2 separate regions of the Mus musculus genome follow, and region 2 is linked to region 1. The links are chromatin loops, found by intact Hi-C in ENCODE. Cell type or tissue: heart. All regions are shown on one strand. Links, peaks and the distances in the headings refer to the core of each region. The heading gives the core; the rest is flanking DNA.

Region 1 (7,577 bases), core at 1,006-6,005:
GTTGTCTGGGCTTAGATAGATACCATTTCCGAGCTTGTTGATAGAGAATAATTATGTTGCAAATGTGTTTGGTTTTTCCAAGATTCAGTATTCACCACTGTTGCCATGGTGACCAGCATCCATCAGTTGGTGTTCTTCACTTACCTACATGTGCTGTCAAATCAACGCTTCCTTTCTTTAAGAGATGGCTGCTGGCTCTCTATTAGACCTATCTTTGCTAAGCCTGGGGGATGCTTATTTTAACACCAACTTCTGACGGAGCAACGGATTATAAGTACAGCTGCTTTTTACAGACATTTTCTGTGCACACTGAAAGCTCTTAATGAATGTAGCTGCTTCTCATGATGTTTTAATCAACAGAAATATTTACATCTGATAATTAGGCCCCGGAGTAATGTTTCAGGCCTCCTGTATGGCAAGTTCATCTGGTCGCACTGATCTCATTTCCTGATATTAGGATTCTTCTACCCTTAGGGTTATTTAGACTCCTGAGATCTTACAAAGAAAGTTTTAATTATGAGACTTTCCAGCTTGCAGAAATATCCATGTTAATTGCTTCTTCTGCCTGTATGTGGTCCCCTGGAGGGAATGGGATTGTGTTGACTGAATCCCAGGGAAGGAGGGAGGAAGCCACAGGAGCCTGAGAAGAGGTGGTAATTAGACCAGCTCACCCAGGACGGGGAGTGTACAGGCCAGGTATCCTCAGCCAAGACATCTGTGTGAGCGGGCGGTGATGGAAGGGACGTTAGGCTCTAGCAGAGTCCTTCCAGAATCATCTCCTCCAGTGGGGCGGGGGGAAGAGTTGAGTCTTCTTCAGGGGAGGAGCTGAGAGGAGTGAGATGGGCTGGCGACCAGTTGTTCCTCTTCCTCACATGTGGAGTGCTGCCTTTCCTGGGTCTTGTCACTGTTCCCAGGTACTACAGCTCTGAGTGCTTGGAGTAGCAGAAATGGAGGTGGCATTGTAGGGACAGGTCACAGCTTGGGTGAAGACAAAGGCAGATCCTTTCTTGTTGGTTCCAGGATGAAGTAGGTTTGTCTGGCCATCTCACTACTGAATATGGCTGGAACTGCACACTGGTAAGTATGTGTTCTTGAGGGTGATAAGGAAAGCCTCGGGCAAGAAGGACCCACAGGGTGAGAAGGACACACACATCTCTTGCCCATTCTTCATCTGACATAAACGTCTTCCACCATTTTGTTGACCTTAATTCTCCATGTCCTTTTCCCCTCTCCCTTCTGCTACGATATACAAGTCGGTCTCAGTGGTAGCAATTCTCCGTGATCCACAGGCATTTCTTCTACCAGCTCTTACTCTCTCTCCTAAGCTAGAAGCTAGGCATGCACTCTTGTTTTCTTATTAATGCCCCAGGCATTAACAATTTTAAACATTGGTAATAACCACGGCGGCGCCTCTCATCAGGCCAGACTTCATGAAATTAAGGAACACAGATTTCAGCAATAACATGGAGTCACAAGAGACAGAGTTAGATGAAACAGGGCTTTAGTCCAGGTCATTTTGTTAGCGAATGCTAGCGATATCTTGTGGCCACCTTCCTAGGAGAATGTGTTCTCGGAAGCCCTTTGAAGATTGGAGATTGAATTTCTCAAGATTCTTTGAGTTGGAAAAAGCAGCTAAGTAGAGCTCTTCTGTGAGTTTCTGAGATCTTAGCTCTCCCTAGGCTCGGTTGTTTCTGGAAGAGCCTGATTCATCTTCTGCAAGGCCTGTCGGTTGGGGGTGATGTAAGATCAGGGGAGGAAGCTGGGGCTGGGGCTGAGGTAAACTCCCTGTTGTGTTTTGGCATCCAGCTGAAGTGAATAGGGTCAGGTGATCCTCCCTGTGGATGGGTTGGGATGGTGGGCAAGGAGAGAGGACTCTGGTGTCCTGACCTACAGCTAGTTAGTGTGCAACTCGTCTTTTTGATGGAGGAAGAAGACTCCAGGGTAATTATTGCAGCGTGAGCTTGACTGAGTTCAGGGGATCAGGGATGGTGAAAATATGCATGTAGTAGATACGGGTATCTGTTTCAAGATTCATAGTGCATGTGTGTGTGTGAAGGAGATCACAAAATTGAAGTTGCTGAAGGGGTGTGTAGAAATGGACTGTGTGTTTTTTAAGTGGGGAGGATTGGCTGTGTGGTGATGGAGCCAGTCTACAGGCTGGGGAGCTGACTCCCAGAGAGAGCAGCAGGGCGACTGAGCTGGAAGCCGCTGTTCCTCATCTCCTTTGATTCTCATCTTCCTTCTCCAGTGACACAACGGTGATGTGAAGTACAGAGAAATATGAAGCTATCAGATTCAATTTAGGAGACAAGGCTGTCTGACTGTCCTCCTTCAGCAGGCTGCCCTCAGCTAAAAACACAAGTGGCCTAGAGGCTGCTGTGCTCTGGCCTGCATGGCTCCCTGGCGTGGCCATTTTCAGACACCCTTTGTTTTTGTTGATCTTCCTTTCCCACACCCCTCCCCAGGACCCCCATCCTCCTCTTGCTGGTCCCCCTCCTCCTGGGTATTTTATTATTTTCTTTATCTCCTGCCTCTTGCTCCCCACCCCAGGAAGCCTCTTTTCCTCCTCTGGTATGACCTGTACTCACCCTCTCTACACACAAATATAAATATGAAAGTCTAGGATCTGTGTTGGAGAAAACATGTGGCATTTATTTTTCTGAGTCTAGGTTGCTTTGTCTAATGTAATAATACCCAATTCTGTTTATTTTTTTTCTACCAACGTCATGATCCCATTCTTCCTATGGCTGCATAAAGTATCGCTGTGTATTGAGCCACATTTTCATTCTTCTTTTTTTGGGTGATGGACACCTAGGCTGGTTCCATTTCCTGGCTACTGTGAACAGCGTGATGGTCAGGGGATGACGGTGCCTTTCATGTTCCAGTGTCAATTAGTGTGGGGCACTGGCATTTTGATATGGCGTGGCTTCTAAGATCACTTCAGTCCTTGTTAGTTGGAAATGTGCTTTGGAGGGAAACGGCCTAAAGAACCTTGAAGATTCAAGCAGGAATTTAGCAGAGATAAACAAGCCTCTTCCAAGCCTAATGTTGAAGGGTGCCTGGTTGCTGGTCTGTACTCTGCTGCCCCCTTCTGCTTAGAGATTAAATGTACATTTTAGATTTTATTTATTAAGGCATGTTTGCTTGTTTTTTTGGAGATAGGGTCTTCATTGCTGTACAGTGGAAAGTGGCCTGGAATTCTCTACCTTCCTGAGTGCTAGGCTTACAGGCATGCACCTCATAACTGACTGCATAACCGTGCTTAAATTGATAAACTGTGGAAGGGCAGAGTGGAGGCCAACTGATGACAACATAAAGATCTCTCTTGAGGGACACGCATGTAACTCAGTTGATAGAGTACTGGATGCATGAAGCCCTGGGTTTGATCCCTAGCACTGTGTTAACTAAGCATGGTGGTGCACACCTATAATCCGAGAACTTGGGATCTGGAAGTGGGAGGATCAGGTGTTCAAGGTCATCCTGAGCTAACTGGTTTGTTCTACATGATACCCTAACTCAAAAAAAATTTTTTTTCTTGAGATTTTGGGGCACATGTGGAGTTATCCAATCCTTCCATCACTAATGCAGACCACCTGGATTCCAAGCAGGACACTCTGGTGTGGCTGGAAAGGGGAGCATAGACAGACAGACCAGTCAGTCATTCATTCTGTGTGCAGCCATCACTTAATAGACTGTCTGTCAGAGCCCTGGATCAGCCCAGCAAGAACATGGCTTAGAACAGCAGGGTTTGATAAACTTGGAGACGTGGGTTGGGGGTAAGCGGATTCACAGGCAAGTAGATCCAGGGCAGGATGGCTTCCAAACCCAGGAAAGCCAGAAAAGCTTCTTGAGACATAGACATTGAAGTGGACATTTAATGGGGCCTTTGGCTGCTTGGCCAGATGAGAGTCCTGAGTGTTCCCTATCTCCACAGTCGAAACCAAGCCACATAAAGGACTTGCCAGGAGTCCTGGGATCATAGCTTAGAGAATTCAGAAAGCCAGTTTGGGGTTGGGGTGAGGTGGGCGGTTCACGGTCCTTGCTTCCCATCTTTGGAAAGGATGCATTCCTATTTACTGTCATCCCAGAGGGGATACTGAGAAAGCAGATAGGGATGGACTTATGGGTCATCAGGAATGGATATGTGATGAACTGGTGTCTGGTGGAGAGAAGTGTTAGACAAGTTTCCTGTTCGGGTGGAGGTCTGACTTGAAGGTAAGACAGGTATTAAGGTGAAGCAATATATTAAGGTGCCAAAACACTCACACATGGCATAGCCTTAAGTGGAATGAAGCTGTTTACATAGTGAAGCCAGCAACAGCCTCGAGAAGAGCTGAGGAGACAGGTCATTGGGTAAAAGTGCTTGCTGTGAAGGCAAGAGAACCTGAGTTCAAATCCCTGGCACCCACGTAAATGCTGGCCATGACTGTGCACGTATAATTGATGTGTTGGAGAACAGAGACAAGTGGGTACCAGGAACTTGCTGGCCAGCCAGTCTAGCTGAAACTAAGTTCAATGAGGGATCTGTCTTATTAAATAAGATGGAGGGGTGGGGCAGCCAATGTCCTCATCCTTGCATGGATACCTGTATCTACACACTACATACCTGTATCTACACACTACATACCTGTATCTACACAGGTACATACCTGTATCTACACAGGTACATGCCTGATGTATTGCCTCTCACAAAAATAAATAGATAAACACAGAAGAAAACAATAATAGACAATGCTGAGACTAGTAAAGAAACCATAACAGTAGAACCGGAGTCTTTAACACACCAGTCCTTCCCAGCAATGGGCGGTGTTCCAGGTGGGAAAAGCTGAACTCTGAAGAGACAAGAACATGATATTATGTTTTAGACAGGCTCATAGAGTCATTTAAAACTGATGTGCTGTTTTGAAGGCATATACAGGACACCAAACACAATACAATCTTAAATCAAAGCTTGAGTTTCTGGGGTAGGCTTTGGAATTGTGGGTTTCCAATTACTTTTTTTGATAGAAGTACCCATTTTATTTTGATGTATTGAATTGGCCAGATACTTTTGATTCTGATCATTTGGCTAGAAATATTTGCAAATATTTTTGTGGGGAACATTTTTTCTCAACAATTCTGTAGTCATATGATGGATGGAGACAGTCCATCTGGCAGTTCCATATGGAATTGCCAACACTATTTTGTGTTCCTTTCCTTCCCAACTAGACTTTCTAGCCCAAATTATTCCATTGTCTCTTTCAGGCTGCATCTGCCTCTGTGCGCAGAGTGAGCAGAACTCGGCTTTGGGTCCGAAACTATGGTTTGTTCTTGGCCAGGTTAACTTAGGAGCCAGTGATGTGAAGAGGCTTGGAAGGGGGCTGCAGGACACCCTGACTGGGATTAGGACACCCTGACTGGGATTAGGACACCCTGACTGGGATTCCCAGGTTCTCTAGCATGGAAATGGATCCGGGATACACAGATAGTGGTAGAAACAGAGAGAGTTTATTAAGGAAGAAAAGCACTTTATAGAATGGAAATGAGCTGGAGTTAGGTAAGGGTCAGAAGCCCAGTGGTTCCCGGATGGGCAGGCAGGGATGTGTGCACCACATTCCATGCTTTCTTGGGTTTTTCAGCCTTCCCCTTTGTCATTGTTTCTGCTCATATACCAGTCTTGACCTGGACTCAGCAATTAAGATACATGCAGCTTGTGGAGACGTCAGCTATGGGGTCGGGGGAGGCAGGGGCAGGGGCAGGAACCTCATGTGTGACACTATGATGTCATCAGGATCTCCCTCAAGCTGCATGCATCTTGAACTTGGAGCAAGACGGTACTGGGTTTGACCCTCATCATTTGCTCTATGTGGAGTGTAACGTACATTTGTTTATCTGTAGTGGGGTGGGAGCATGTGCCGCCATCCTATGTGGAGGTTAGAGTCAGGTTCTCTCTCTTCCCACCCTATGGGTTCTATACCCACTGAGCCATCTCACTGTCCCTCTAGACCACTGCTTGTTCTTAGTTTATGTTCAGAGTATCAGGACTCCTTGTTAGAACACAGCGGTGTCTGGTGGAAATGGTTTCCATCTGCACTGTCCAGCACGGTACTCAACTCACAGGTTGCTCTTGGACAAACACATGTGCCCAGTGCAGCTGAGAAACTGAGCTTTAATCAATGAATTCTTAATATCACATTTGATAACACACGAAGCTGAACTGGATTGTGCAGTGAACCTGACTCTGGTCCTTTGGTTGAAAATGTCAGCAGCTACTTTGACTTGGTTGCACACACACACTACTGTCTCAGTGTCCCTGGTTGCACACACACACACACACACACACACACACACACACACACACACACACACAACTGTCTCAGTGTCCCTGGTTGCACACACACACACACACACACACACACACACACACACACACTACTGTCTCAGTGTCCTAGGGTTCACATACAGACTATGGTCTCAGTGGTACAGGTTACACACACACACACACACACACACACACACACACACACACACACACACTACTGCCTCAGTGTTCCTTCTTTATTTCCATCGCAGTTTTAATGCTTTGGACCTTCTGATCCCTTCTAGGTTCAGCGAAATGAAGACAAGTCTATCACCTTGAAGCTGGCTGATTTTGGCTTGGCCAAATATGTGGTGAGGCCTATATTTACTGTGTGTGGGACGCCAACATATGTAGCTCCTGAAATTCTTTCTGAGAAAGGTAAGTGTTACCCTTTGCTCTTTGGTACTTAAGCTTTGCAATTGACAAATGCCTTACTGATTCCAGCAAGGAACTGTTACAAAATCTCAGAGAGCTGAAACTCAGGCTTGATAAATATTTATTTATTTATTTATTTATTTATTTATTTATTTATTTATTTAAATTGTGTGCATGCATGCATCTCTCTGGGTATGTGCATGCATCTTTCTCTCTCTGTCTCCATCTTCATCTCTGTCTCCCTCTCTCCCCCCTCCCCCAGTGTGTGTGTGTGTGTGTGTGTGTGTGTGTGTATGTGTGTGTATGTGTGTGTAGGCAGGACAATGATGAAAAATAGAAAAGGGGGAGAAATCTACTCAACGAAGGCCATTTGTACCCAGATCTAACACTATGGGAGAAAATGGAAACATTTCTTATGCTAAAAGTTTAAAAATTCCTTGGTGAACTTCCCTTCAAAGGCAAAAGAGATCTCATTTCAGACTCCACAAATATCCATTCTTCATTTGTATAGATTCCAATGAACTACTTTGGCAATATAAACAGGAAATATATGGAAGATAACTTGCTGTGGCATTATGAAGTGAATTTACCCGTTAGCTGAGACAGAGATTCTGGGTGGCTTGAAAGCTTGGTCATGGGTAGGAGGCAGGGTAGTTCCCAGGAGCTGTGAGGAGGAGACAGAGCTTGTGTGAGGTTTCAGTGGAGACTTGAGAAGTCTTACTGCCTTTAGAGTCAGTGGGTTGGGTAGGCGGAGCCTAGACTTATCCCAAACAGGAAGTGTTTAGATTTTGAATGACAGGTGTCTGAGAACAGTGGAAGACATAGGACATTGTAATGCAAGCAAAGATGAATTAGATAAGAG
Region 2 (7,577 bases), core at 1,769-6,768, 51 kb before region 1:
AGTGGAAAGTTCCACATCTTGATCCAGAAGCAGACAGGATAAAACTGCGTTTCGAATGACTAGGAGGAGGGTCTTGATGCCCACTCCTACAGTGACACACTTCCTCCAACAAGGCCACACCTCCTAATAGTGCCACTCTCTGGGTCAAGAATATTCAAATCACCACACACACCGTACAAGTGGACATACATGAGCATGTACACACACACACACACACACACACACACACACATACACATTTGGAAAGAGATAATAGAACATGCTGCCTCCTCACCGCCAAGGTGTGAGGGTTGCCAGTTCTACACTAGCTCTCTATACTATTTTGTGTATTTAAGATGCTACCAGCCATTTTTAAATGAATCTTCTCTATGTAGCTTCTGGATGCATGAAAGCCTTGTGCATACAAACAGTTTTCTAGGATCTTGCCTCCATCCTCACTCACATAACCCTACCCAAGCTTCAGGGCTTAGCTGTCTTCCTCTGACTGTGCCACAGAGGCCCTAGGTCCTGTGTAGTGACTCAAGTGGAGAGGGACAATAGCGGACTTCCTGGCAAAGCCCTGCTCCTGGGCTAGGATATAAGTAGCTCTTACTTTTGTTCATATTGTTTCTTTTAAAGATAAGCTCTAACTTTTCCTTACAAGGAAAAAAGCCCGCTCTTCCTTGGGACAACAAACTTACCATGTCTGCCAACCAGGGAAGGTGTAGCTTGGAGGCCTTCTACCTCCTTCACCAGGATGACACGACATATACATCATCAGTTCTTGCTCATATGCTCCCATTCAGAGTGGAGGCTGGACTGGAGACTGAAGCACAGTAGCTAGATCCAGAGGTTCTTTCCTTGAGTATCTTCCCTGGAGGGAGTTCCTCGCAGTGCTGCCTTGGTAACCCACAGGCTGCGTTGCCCTGGTAACCCACAGCTCCTAACCCCCATGGGGCTTCCTTGGGTTCAGGGGGACTGGGCAGGAAGCAACATCCTTGGGAGCCTTATTAACTATTCTTCAGAATGTCGCTGGGTCACGAGTCCCATGACTCAGGTCCCACAGGAGTTGTTGGGGGGGTCTATTAACATCAGCTTTATGTCTCGGGACACATTTTTTTTCCACTGAGCCATTTTGTGTGTGTGTGAGCCATTTTGTGTGTGTGTGTGTGTGTGTGTGTGTGTGTGTGTGTGTGTGTGTGTGTGAACAATTCCCTTGACACTCTGACATCTGTCTCAAATGCCCTCCATGGAGAACAAGTTCTCTGGGAAATGGAAAGTGTGTCACATGCTCTCATCATTCTGCTCTTAGGCTTTCCCTTAGAATTTTCTGACCTCCGAATTTTATCTGATGATGATTGTTCGGAATCTAGCCCACACCCTCCTGTATCCCTCAGCAGAGGGCTGAAGATATGTCGTTTGAGGTCTCAAATCCCCATTTAACAGCCCATAGCCATTGTACTAACTACTCTGTTTATTGCTGTGACCAAATACTTGACCGAAACTTCTTAAACGAGGAAAAGTTTATATTTTGCTTGCAGTTGGAGGGGATCTAGTCTCTCATGGCAGAGAAGACATAGCAAGTGGCAGGGAGGCATCTGCTCACATCACGTCTCTCAGCAGAAAGATGGATGCTGTCTGTCGCTCAGCGAGCCTCTCTCTTTTGAAGAAGTTTTGAGCCTACCCCATGAAACAGCACTACTCATACTTAGGTTTGGATCTTCCCACTAGAAAATCCTTCACAGACACCCTGGAGGTGTGTTTCCATGGTGATTCTAGTCAAGCTGACAATGAAGATGAACCATCACAGCGTGGTGACATGTGGTTTGAACAAGAACTGCTCCCCACTGCCTCATACATCTGAACTCTTGGTCCTCAGTTGGTGCTTTAAGAAAGTTAATGATGTTTTATTTTATTTTATTATTTTTTTGAGGCAGGGTTTCTCTGTGTAGCCCTGGTTGTCATGGAACTCACTCTGCACACCAAGCTGGCTTCAAACTCACAGAGATCCATCTGCCTTTGTCTCCTGAGTTGCTGCAATTAAAGGTGTGCACCACCACTGCCTGGCCAGGGTACTGAATCTTTTTGTTGTTTGTTTGTTTGTTTTGGTTATTGAATCTTAATGGAAGAAGTAATCACTGAGGAGCATCATTTGAGATTCTGTGCCTTCCTGCCACACCCTTCTCTCTCTCTCTCTCTCTCTCTCTCTCTCTCTCTCTCTCTCTCTCTCTCTCTCTCTCTCTCCTTTCTGTGTACAGATACAATGTTACTGCTCTGTTTCCTGCCTGCTGGGCGAGCCCCATGCTCCTGCCTACCTCACAATGACAGACTGTATCACTCCTGACCTGTAAGTCCAAATAAACCCTTTCTTCCTTAATTTGTTTTTCCTCAGAATGTCCTAGCATAACAATGGAAAAGTAGCTAAGACACGACTTTAGGCAAGAGGAAAAAAAAGATGAGGAGTCATAACACAGAGTGCATGGTCTTCATCCTTAGATAAAGCTGAGCCCGAATGTCCAGCTGCGTTGTGCTGGCTAAGGTTCTTAGACAAGAGGTCTCCTGTCTACATGGACTAAAAGTTGTCTCTCTCACCTCCATTGTTTTCCCAGGTCAATGTGCTCACCATACAGCTTAACAGCAGGAATTCAGTAAGCATCGTTTTGCATCAAAGAGTATCTTCCTAGGACAGAGTCTCTTAGGCAATTATTAAGGAATACTTAAGTTTTATAGAAACTTAAAGCTAAGTACTTCTCAGGCATGGTGGCCCTGTGAGGCAGTTCCATGAGTACCCATCTTGTGGGTACCCACCATCGCCGCTGAGCATGCGCGCCAAAGAGGCCTCATCTCTGTCCCTGTTTGTTCTTACTACGTCTTATGGTTCTGATAGTGCCTGCAGGTCACTGTTTCTCCATTTGCCATTTTGTTAGTCGCTTTCCAAATTCTTTGTTTTAGCCTTTACTTGTTACATAAGAAAGGGCTAGACTCAAACTCATAGAGATCTGCCTGCTTCCTAGGATTCAAGGTGTGCTCTGGCTCAGCCAGCAATTGTTTCTTTTTAAGGTAAGTTTTTGTTATTCTTGATATGTGTGTATATACATCCTGCACACTATACATTCACCTCCCTGATGGGTGTGCTCGCAGCTCCTTCCTTTAGGTGATAAAGTCTTAGTCTTCCCCCCTGAAGCCCAGCTGTTATGACAGAATGTGGTGGGAAGTATGTTTGTTACTTTAATGCCTGTGTTTCCAAATTGTGTGCACATTGCCAGCTGTTCTCTCTGGACACTGCCAGTCACTTTGTGCCAACCCTGATAAACCCGATAAAGGATTAGAGACTCCATGGAGCAGAGACAAGCCTGCCAGACAGAACCCTCCTGGACCAGACAGCACCTAGCCACTCTATCCAGCAAGAGCACTGAGGGAGCCCACCTGAGCCTATGTTAACCACATCATGAAGGCTAAATAAGGGGCTGTGATTTTGTGACGTTGGGTTTTGGAGTTAGTGTCTTGTGGGTGCTGTGTTATTATGGTGTATGTGTGTTATGTATGCACGTATGTATGTACGTGTGCCTGTGTGTGAGCATATGTGTGCATGAATGTGTGTGCATGTGAAGGCCAGAAGCTGATACCCCGTGTCTCCTTTGATCTCCTTTGATCACCCCTATCTGATGTATTGAAGCAGCGTATCTCACTTGCTAGCCAGCTGGCTCCAGGGACTCTCTGATTCTGCTCCTCTCCTACTGGAATCACAGGTGGGTTGCCATGACTACGAGGCTCTCACATGGGTTCTGGAGATCCAAACCTTGCTCCTCAGGCTTGTGCAACAAAAACTTTACCTATTGAGCATCTCTTCATACCTTTTTAAATTTTATTTTATTTTATTTTATTTTTTAGAAAACAATTTCTAAGGTTATTTTCTGTGCATGAGTATTTTGTCTGCAAGTATATCTGTGTACCACATGCTTACGGTGTATATGATGGCCAGCAGAGGGCATCAGTTCCCCTGGACCTGGAGTTACAGGTGAAATTATAGGTGATTGTGATCGGCCTTATGGGTGTTAGAGACTGAATCCGAGTCCTTTGCAGGACCAGTTGGTGCTCCTAACCACTGATCCATCTAGTCACCCCTTGATTTCATTTCTGAGACAGGGTCTCACGTAACACAGGCTACCCTTGAATTCACTATGTAGCTGAGGGGTTCTTAAATTTCTGATCTTCCAGCGTTAGCCTCCTAACATTCTGGGATTTGACAAGTAGGCCACCATGCCTATTTGGGGTTGGTTATTACACAGCAAAAGCTAACTAGAATGCTCCCAGCCTTTAACACCATAGTACAGTGAAAATCAACCCCTAGGTCCATTTCCCAACTTCGTTACTAGTTATATGATCTTCAGCTAGTTCATCCTTCTGGTGGATAAGACAATTTCCGCACATAGCTTAGCACACACTAGACAATCTGCATACAGCTAGCAACACAGCCTAGCCCATTTTAGATGCTCAACAATTGAGTCTCTGTCTCAGAGCCAAGGTGACACCGTCTGAAAGTTCAAGGTGTGGGAGGCACCATTGTTCTGGAAGCCAGTCTTGTCACTGATTGCATGACACGAATTCTCTTTTGTAAGATAAAACATTCTTTAACCATTAGCTCCACCTCATTACCAGCAATTTCCATGTTTAAGTTTTTTTTTTTTTCCTTAAAGACTGAGATAAATAGCACCTGTCCCTGCAGGACACTTGAGTGACGATACCCATGTGCTTCATTTCATGTCTTCATCTCCAGTGGTCCGGAGCGCCAAGCCTTGCACATATGACATTGCAACACAAATCCTGCCCTGTTCCTCTAAGCAGAAGTCACGCTGACAAAAGCCAAGGAATTACATAATTATCAGTGTTGCTTGCTAGATAATTGTTCTTTTTAAATGCTTTACTCAAAATAGTTTTTCTTTCTTTATTCTTCTTCTTCTTCCTTTAAAAAAAAAAAGTCTACATTTGCTACCGTCTCTGACTTAAGGGTAATTTGAATTTTCTTTCTTTCTTGGCATAACTTTTCTTGGTGCTAAAATGCTGCAAGAAACAGCATTACCATGGGTGAATAGAGGAAGCTGGAGGCTTGTAAGGAACTGGCCTGGACTGTGTTCTCTGACACTGCAGAGGTTCTTTTGTTTATCTGCGTCTGGCATTCTCTGTCTGCACTCAGTGTCAGTGGGATGCTCTCAACACTCACCCCACAGTTGCAAAATTCTTGAAATTTCAAACCAGGAATTCCTATGCAGGACAAAGACATGGACTCAGAAAAACCACAAAATGCTTGTCATTGCTGACTGACATCCTTTGAGGATGGAAATGTGTTGCCATTTCTTTTAAAAACCCACTTGTTCAGCAATTTGGTTTAAAAAAATTTTTGATCACTTGTGGGAGTTTTGGACCCTCAAATTTATACCCTTCATTAAAAATATTAATCATGAAATTTAAGTATTACAGTGTATGATGCTAAAGAAAATTTAAACACTGATAACAACAGTAGCTTCAGACGTGGAGCAGGAGAGACGGGTCCTGGCTTCTCTTTCAGCTTCCTCCCATTCCCTACAATGCTCATTACTACTAAGTCACAATTCTGGGCCTTCAGGAGGCCAGCAGGTATTGGGTAGCTCAGTTATTTGGTTTGGATACTGGCACCACAGTCCTCCATGGAAAGTATGGAGCCGCCTCTTTCTGAAGACCACACAGAATGGGTTGAAGATCACATGGTCTCAGGCCCCAGATGGGTGGGTGTCAGCACTGATCAATGACACTTGTTTGTTAGAATTATGTCTTCTTATTACTACTTTTTAGTTATTAAAGATGCACACAGAAAAACAATACCCACGAGACTGGTTGAAACCACAGGCAGACCCTGGAGGCGTCTTCATCTCTGTACTTAGGTAACCGTACCTCTAACGAACTGTGTCTGGCTCTGGGAAAAGCAGTTATTCTTATTGCCTGTTTCTCCTTGTATCACCCTGGGAAAGGAGACATTAGCTGCCACAAGTTGATCAACTTCATGATTTTTGTGGGTCCCTCAGGTATGGTACAGTGACCACAGGGCACATTGATTCTGACTTCTGACTGTTGTCTGCCAACATGACTCCATATAAATTAGCTTGTAGGAGAAGGCCCTTAGCAGGGTGAGGATATTCTCATTGTCTAGGCCTGTGGCTGGTGTACTATCAGCGTTGTCCCCAGTGTCCATCCATCCTCCGTCTGTTCCCCATCTTCTCCATGCCATTTATTTTCCTGGAGTATGACAGCCACTTAAGCATGGCTCCTTCCTTCACGTGTCATGTGGCAAGATCTGGGTCATACTTTACAGGACCTCATCCATATATTAGTACAAGTAATTTTAATTTCACACACACACACACACACACACACACACCACACATACATACACATACATGTGCGTGTGCGCATGAGAGAGAGAGAGAGAGAGAGAGAGAGAGAGAGAGAGAGAGAGAGAGAGAGAGCCTGAGCCTCACTGCTGGATACAGGGTGAAGATCACTATTTTTGTGTTATAGCAATAAAAACAAAAGTGGCTTTCCTTTAAAATTATTTTTATGTTGTTTTATTTGATATTGTTATTTAGTATATAAACATGGGCTAGATGCTTCTAGATGGTGGTAAGATCTAGGTAAATAAGCAACACCCTCAAAAATGGCTTTCAAAATCACCGCTCAGTATTGATATATGAATGGTCATGGGAAAGTAAAATATAGTCCCAAGTCCCTATCATCGGGAATAGATTCTTGGCAAGATTTTGGGTACCACAGGCTCCTGTCACCCTTCTGAAACTTAGTCTGCACATCTCACAACAAAGGCTATACCTAAAGTTGAGCATCATCCCTAAAAACAAAACAAAACAAAACAAAACAAAACAAAATACCAGCTAGATTTAAGCCTGAAAATGCTGGGCTACTACAATAAACACGTGTCATCCCACTGAGTCGCCACACCTGTCCTCAAGGGGTGAAGAGAGTATAAACAAATGAACGCCAGTCCTACTTCCCACAATAAGGCACCCATGCACACACAAATACATGTACAAGATACTTATATCTAATTCACCATTATCTGTGAGGTACCCCGACCTGCAAACGCTAGAAATCCAAGCTCTCTTAACACGTTTATCCAGGATTCAGTTATCCTTTGGTAAACTCTCATGTTCATCTCAAAAAGATAGAAAGATCACCCCTGATACGTGTGCTGCACTCAAATACAAAGAGAGAGACCAGCCTTCCCTGCCTGTCATGTCGCTTCCGAGGTTTGCTGTGTTGGTCTGGGACCTGAAAACTGCCTAGACCCTGAAGCCTAGCATGGCCTGCTGCTAGTTTTGTCTTTTTTTTTTTTTTTTAAATATGCTTGTTTTTTCATTTTGGTGGTGATGATGGTGGTGACAGTGATGGTGGCGTTGGTGGTCGTGGTGGTGTGTATGCGTCTATGATGTGATGTGCATGTGTGTATGAGGTATATATGGTTCTGTGTGGTCACATCACCGAGTGTGTGAAGAAAACAGAGGGTAATTTTCAGGAATGGGTTCTTAGCTTGCACCGTGGCTTTTATGCAG

The links. Hi-C counts contacts between places; a loop is a spot of excess contacts. Peaks named below come from ENCODE experiments on the same cell type or tissue, not always from the same donor. Only the 100,000 strongest peaks of a DNase experiment are listed, where the experiment ranks them.
Region 2: it touches region 1 in a loop (2.5-fold over the local background); 11 of 42 quality-filtered maps call a loop at or near these places.

Annotation. Positions count from the first base shown.
Region 1 is chr9:111,476,033-111,483,609 of GRCm38, forward strand. Dclk3 (doublecortin-like kinase 3) reads left to right here. Exons shown (of 5, transcript NM_172928.5): 3 at 6,586-6,718. Among named protein-coding and RNA genes, the nearest start is that of Dclk3, 41 kb to the left of the region's middle. In heart, for the core only: a CTCF peak has its summit at 3,076 (motif pointing left); no DNase peak of the experiment used is centred there.
Region 2 is chr9:111,424,397-111,431,973 of GRCm38, forward strand. No RefSeq gene overlaps it. Among named protein-coding and RNA genes, the nearest start is that of Dclk3, 11 kb to the right of the region's middle. In heart, for the core only: a CTCF peak has its summit at 3,951 (motif pointing right); a DNase peak (open chromatin) is centred at 4,765; H3K27ac peaks cover 1,090 bases.